2 separate regions of the Homo sapiens genome follow, and region 2 is linked to region 1. Evidence: read pairs that join two places in POLR2A ChIA-PET (ENCODE). Cell type or tissue: OCI-LY7. All regions are shown on one strand. Each heading gives the region's core, and the rest is flanking DNA. Links, peaks and the distances in the headings are about the cores only. Region 1 overlaps RNF157 (ring finger protein 157). Region 2 holds the start of EXOC7 (exocyst complex component 7).

The links. ChIA-PET counts read pairs that join two places held together with the same protein. Peaks named below come from ENCODE experiments on the same cell type or tissue, not always from the same donor. Only the 100,000 strongest peaks of a DNase experiment are listed, where the experiment ranks them.
Region 2: POLR2A ChIA-PET joins it to region 1 with 12 read pairs; 10 of 35 experiments call an interaction of 5 or more read pairs at or near these places.

What each region holds. Positions count from the first base shown.
Region 1 is chr17:76,178,825-76,181,630 of GRCh38, forward strand. All of the region lies in intron 2 of RNF157 (ring finger protein 157), which reads right to left. Among named protein-coding and RNA genes, the nearest start is that of FOXJ1, 39 kb to the left of the region's middle. In OCI-LY7, for the core only: a CTCF peak has its summit at 1,283; a DNase peak (open chromatin) is centred at 1,237; H3K4me3 peaks cover 915 bases; H3K27ac peaks cover 1,348 bases.
Region 2 is chr17:76,102,545-76,105,350 of GRCh38, forward strand. EXOC7 (exocyst complex component 7) reads right to left here and starts at 1,243. Exons shown (of 19, transcript NM_001013839.4): 1 at 1,089-1,243; 2 at 817-882. The coding sequence starts at 1,148. In OCI-LY7, for the core only: no CTCF peak of the experiment used is centred there; DNase peaks (open chromatin) are centred at 817 and 1,277; H3K4me3 peaks cover 1,710 bases; H3K27ac peaks cover 1,485 bases.

The DNA of each region.
Region 1 (2,806 bases), core at 164-2,663:
CTTTTTTTTTTCCAGTAACTAACATGTCTTAAAGGGAGCAGAGTTGAGGTTTGAACACGTTCTACCTTTATCTTTCCCCAAGACGCTCTGGATGCAGCTTTTTAATCTAGAGATGAGATTTCCAAGGATTAAAGTGCTGGTTATTAAAAGATCTGAAGACACAAATTTATTTATTTTCTCATTCCTTTCTAAAGTCAAGACATCAGATAAATGTTTGTGTTTGTCCACACTATCTCCTCAATACATGCACCATTACTAAGTTATATTTAAGACAAAAGGTGTATCCTGGCCGGGCACAGTAGCTCACGCTTGTAATTCCAGCATTTTGGGAGGCTGAGGCAGAAAGATCGCTTGAGCTTAGGAGTTTTGAGACCAGCCTGGGCAACATGGCGAGACTTTGTCCCCACAAAAAATGTAGAACTTAGTCAGCATGGTGGCACACACCTGTAGTCCCAGCTACTCAGAAGGCTGACGCAAGAGGATCACTTGAGCCCAGGAGATTGAGGCTGCAGTGAGCTATGATAGCATCACTGCACTCCAGCTTGGGGGAGAGAGTGAGACCATCCCAAAAAGGAAAAAAAAAGAGGCCAAGCGTGGTGGTTCATGTCTCTAATCCCAGCACTTTGGGAGGTCGAGGTGGGCAGATCACTTGAGGTCAGGAGCTTTGAGACCGGCCTGGCCAACATAGCGAAACCCCATCTGTACTAAAAATACAAAAATTAGCTGGGTGTGGTGGCACAGGCCTGTAGTCCCAGCTACTAGGGAGGCTGAGGCAGAAGAATTGTTTGAACCCAGGAGGTGGAGGTTGCAGTGAGCTGAGCTCATGCCACTGCACTCCAGCCTGGGCAACAAGCGAGACTCTGTCTCAAAAACAAAAAATAAGTATCTTATTTCAACCTAAAACCAGAGATCTCACTCATATGCTAACAGGTAAGTATGAAAGGAAAGAAAACTAATGCCTTCTTGGGACCAAGAAAGATGAAGCTCAGAACAGATTCAGGGCCAAGCATTTTTCTGAAGTACTCATGCACCAGTCCACTGTACTTAGCATTAGCAATCGTTTTCTCAGTTCATATCCACAGAGTTTCTGTTTTCTTTTTTAGAGTCTGCAAAGGGTAATTTTCTCAGCCCTAGGTCTACTGAGTAAGGGAGTGCATGGTGACAAGGAAGACCAGATAAAGTCTTTCTGATGTAAGCATCCTGGCATATCCGGAAACAGGAAGAGCTTCCTTTTCTGTCTTGCACACAACATGCCCCAGGTCCACAGACAGAGGGAGACTGAGAAGCTTTCTGATCTCTTACCTCAAGCTCAGTATGGATTTATAGAATGGCTTCCTGTTTCTCAGGTATCATTCTGGAGTAAATAAACCCTTAACAGCCTTATGAAGGACAACTAAATGCAGCTTCTAGAATCCTATTTCACTTTTTATAATGAAAACAGGCCTCAGATCAAGACTCATGAACAAAGAATGAAATTTGGTCTGCTCAGGGATTTGGGGACCAAACATTAAGTGTGAGTACCTTTACGACAGAAAAGCAAGGCACAGATCCCCCTAATCTATTCATCTAACCAGAAAACTCTGCCAAAAGAAAGCCCCTTTCATGGGGTAAAACTTGGGTAACCTGCAATTACAGCTTGGCAAATCATGAAAAAAGAGAATGTAAGGAAATATTTAACTGAGTATCTACTATGTGCCAGGCATTATGCTAGGTACTTTAGATAGATTCTTTTTGTCCCCCATTTTACTTTACATATTTTTTATCTTTATTTTTAAATTTTCGTAGAGATGGGGTTTTACTATGTTGCCCAGGCTGGTCTCAAACTCTTGAGTTCAAGTGATCTTCTCGCCTCAGCTTCCCAAAGTGCGGGGATTAGAGGTGTAAGCCACCACACCTGGTCTTTTTATTTTTATCTTGGTAAAATACACATAACATGAAATTTACTATCTCAATCATATTCAAGTATACAGTTCAGCGGCATTAAGTAACATTCACATTCGCATTATCGTGCGGCCATCACCGCCATCCAGCTCTAGTTTAGGTATGCTCTTATTTCACATTCTCGAAAGGAACAACATGCCTGCCCCTCTCACCAGCCTGTAAGTTCCGTGTGTATGCTGGAGGACAGTCCAACATGCCGGAGAAATACAGTAGCCGACTGAAAAATGAAGAATGTCAGTTAAACAAACTGACATTCTACAGATAAAGAAACCGAGACTCAAAAGATTCACGTAATCATCCAGGGTCCCAGAGCTAATGAGCAGCAGAACCACAATTTGAACCCAGGTACATCTGACTCCAAAAGCCATACTCTATTGCACTGCTTCTACTGTAGGGCAAGTCTACAGGCTCTTCTAATCCTAGGAGTGTTCCAGGGACCTGAGCAGAGTTCGGGGAGTCTGAAAGTTATACCATCATGGCAAACAGTACTGAATTCTGTGAAGGTTCTGGAAGCTAGCCAAAAATCTCCAATGGCGCCCTATGCTTAGATGGCAGTATGTACAAAATCATACCACGCACCACACTCCTTTCTATCTTTAACAGGAGTATCTAAGGTCTTCTTAGAGAAGAGCTTTCTTGGAGCACAGTATGACAAAATCTTTGTCTATAAGATCTAACAGTACCTGCAGAAGATACAAATGTACACTGAGGGCAGGGTGATGTCAGAGAACACTGCCAGCAGCCACAGCCACAATGGATACGTCAGTCAGCGTTTACCTTCCACCCAAGATGCTCAAAGATGTGTTACTGCCAGATAGTTCTAAAATATGGCGACTTCTTCACTAAATTGTTTTCAAAAAATGGT
Region 2 (2,806 bases), core at 203-2,702, 76 kb before region 1:
GCAGTGAGCTACAGTCATGCCACTGCACTCTAGCCTGCACAACACAGCCAGACTCTGCCTCTAAAAAAAAAAATTTAAAAATTAAAATTTTTAGAAAAGGACTAGGACTTTATTATTGTGTGACTAAATGCAAATACAAGTTTGTATTTACTCACTTTGTGCTTTTCCAGTCTCCCCTAGGAATAAAGAAGGAAACTCACTTATTGAGCACCTATTGTATACCAGGCACTGTGCAAGATGCAGTCGCATGCATTAGCGCATATGACCTTCACAGACACACTGGGAGGCTGGCACAGTCTCTGTTTTAGCAGATGAATTCGCTGACACCAGTTACCTATCAGGAGCCGCACATTTAAGCAGAAGGGCAAGGACTAGATCCCAGATCTGCCTGACTTTAGAGCTCTTTCTTTCCCTAAAGTCCTCTGGAGTGAAGGCTGAGTCTTCTCTGCCCTCAGGAATCTCAAAGTGCCAACCTCCTGGGCAGAGAGTCCACTGACAATGACATATGCCCAGTACCTAGCCCAACTGGTCAGACTCACTGAGTGTTTGCAGAAGGAGAGAAGGAAGAATGGCGAGCTTAGACAGAAAGCAGCAAGTCCAGGCCAGTGGGAAGTGCAGCCTCCTCAGTGAGGGTACGGAACATGGGGAGGGGGCTAGGCAGGAGAGATGCCAAACTGTTGCTAGATAAACCCACACACTGCCTCCGTCGCTGCCCATTCCAGAACTCCAGGCCGCAGGAACCGGAACCGCCAGGTCGCAAGGCTCTCCCCCAGGGTCCGGAGGCCTGCCCTCTCCCCCAGCTGCGGGGAGACTCACCATGTTCTTAGTGAGCTGGTCGCTCTTCTCCAGGCTGTCTCGGATGAAGGACAGAGTCTCCTCCTCCTGGGGGCAGGCAAGGGGAGGACATCACCAGAAACCAGAAGCTAAAGGAGACCACTGCGTCCCAACCCCACGGCCTAGCCCCCAACCCCATCTCCTCGCTGGGTGCGCTCCCTCCCACCCCTGCCTCCTCCATGAGTAGACAATCAGGCCCCGCTGTTGGCCCCTTTCCCTCACCTCCTCCCCAGCCTCCCCAGGCCCACGCCCACCTGCTTCAGCTTGTCCTCAATCTCCCGCCGTCGAGCGGATGCCTCCTGTGGGGGAATCATCGCTCTGAACCCCGCGGCTCCCACTCCCCAGTATCTTTCCTCCGCGGGCCCACCGGGCCCCCGTCCCCGTCACACCCACTTCCGCTCTTGGTCCCGCCCCGGGACGCCTGGGCGGAGCCATGTTGGGAATCGCAGGCTGAAGTGCGCCTGCGCGGAGCCCAAGAACGGACCGACGGCCATTTTGAGCGTGGCTGGGAAGAGAAGTGTATTCGGATGCTGCAAGGGACCTCGACGCGGGTTCCTTGCCTCAGCAGAGGTTTTCGATCGGCCTTATGTCCCGCGGCTGGCAGGACACTTAGAGCTCACTTGCTGTTTTCGTTGAAAGACCGACCCTTTTGATAAAGACTGCTGGGGAAGGCGACGAATTCCTTTCCCCAGGTCGCATTCTATGGGCAGGCACCAAGGCCAATTGCGTTTCCCACAAAGCCCCGCACGGAGCAGGTGACACAGTAGATGCCTAACGTGTGTCCATGTAATGAACCAGGGGCTTGTGTACTTGTTTCCGCCTTCCACCCTGCATTACGCAAAAACGTATCCTGTGGGCTGGCGGGGCTGCTCCGGAGCTCCAGGCCCAGACCCAGCGTCCAACTGCAGCTCCAGGGGACGGGGTGGGGGGCGCCCCTGGATCAACTTCCCTGCGGGGCTGGATGTTGTGGTTGCAGACCCAGCTCCTGCAAAACCTCGAGTTACTCCTTCCTCTAACCCGTCCCTGCCCACCCTGCCTCTGGCCCCCAGCCTTGAGAAAGGACAAGGCCGACCAGCTTGGTTCAGTCCTTCTGTGGCCTCAGTGTCCAGACACCCGGAAGATAGACAAGGAGGCATGTGCTGGTAGATGAGAAGGTTTGGGGCGGGCAGGGGGGACACCAAGCTTTTTTTTTCCTTTCTTTTCTTTTGAGAGAGAGTCTCACTCTGTCGCCCAGGCTGGAGTGCAAGTGGCACGATCTTGGCTCATTGCAGTCTCTGCCTCCCGGGTTCAAGTGATTCTCGTGCCTCAGCGTCCCGAGTAGCTGGGATTACAGGCGGCTGCCAACACGCCCGGCTAATTTTTTTGTATTATTAGTAGAGACAGGGTTTCGCCATGTTGCCCAGGCTAGTCTCGAACTCCTGACCTCAAGTGATCCACCCGCCTTGGCCTTCCAAAGTCCTGAGATTACAGGCGTGAGCCCCTGCTCCCGGCCTAAGGAGAGAAGGAGAGAAGGAAGAACCCAAGCTCTAGGGTTCCCAAGCGCTCACTCCACCCATAGTCACCCGAAGAGGAGGAGGAGGAGGAAGTGGGTGCACAGAGCCTGGAGAGGGATGGGCAGCCTTCCCTCAGGCAAGAGGACAATTTCAATCCTGTTGTAGGTGGGGGAGATAAAAGGCTGATTCCTGTGTCAGGAAATACCCAGGATGATTTCGCTGACATGGTCCTTGTGTAGTCCAAAGGGCTAAGTAGGAGAAAGTTTAAACTGTTAGATGTCACAGAATAGAGTAGCGGGGCTAGTTAGCCGCTGTAGAGAGGGTGTTTTGGGCTCAGGTGGACTACCTTTGAGGGCCTGGTCCAGCATTTAACCTGAGTCTCTCTCTCTCTCTCTTTTTTTTTTCTTGAGACGGAGTCTTGCTGTGTTGCCCAGGCTCGAGTGCAATGGCGTGATCTCGCCTCACTGCAACTTCTGCCT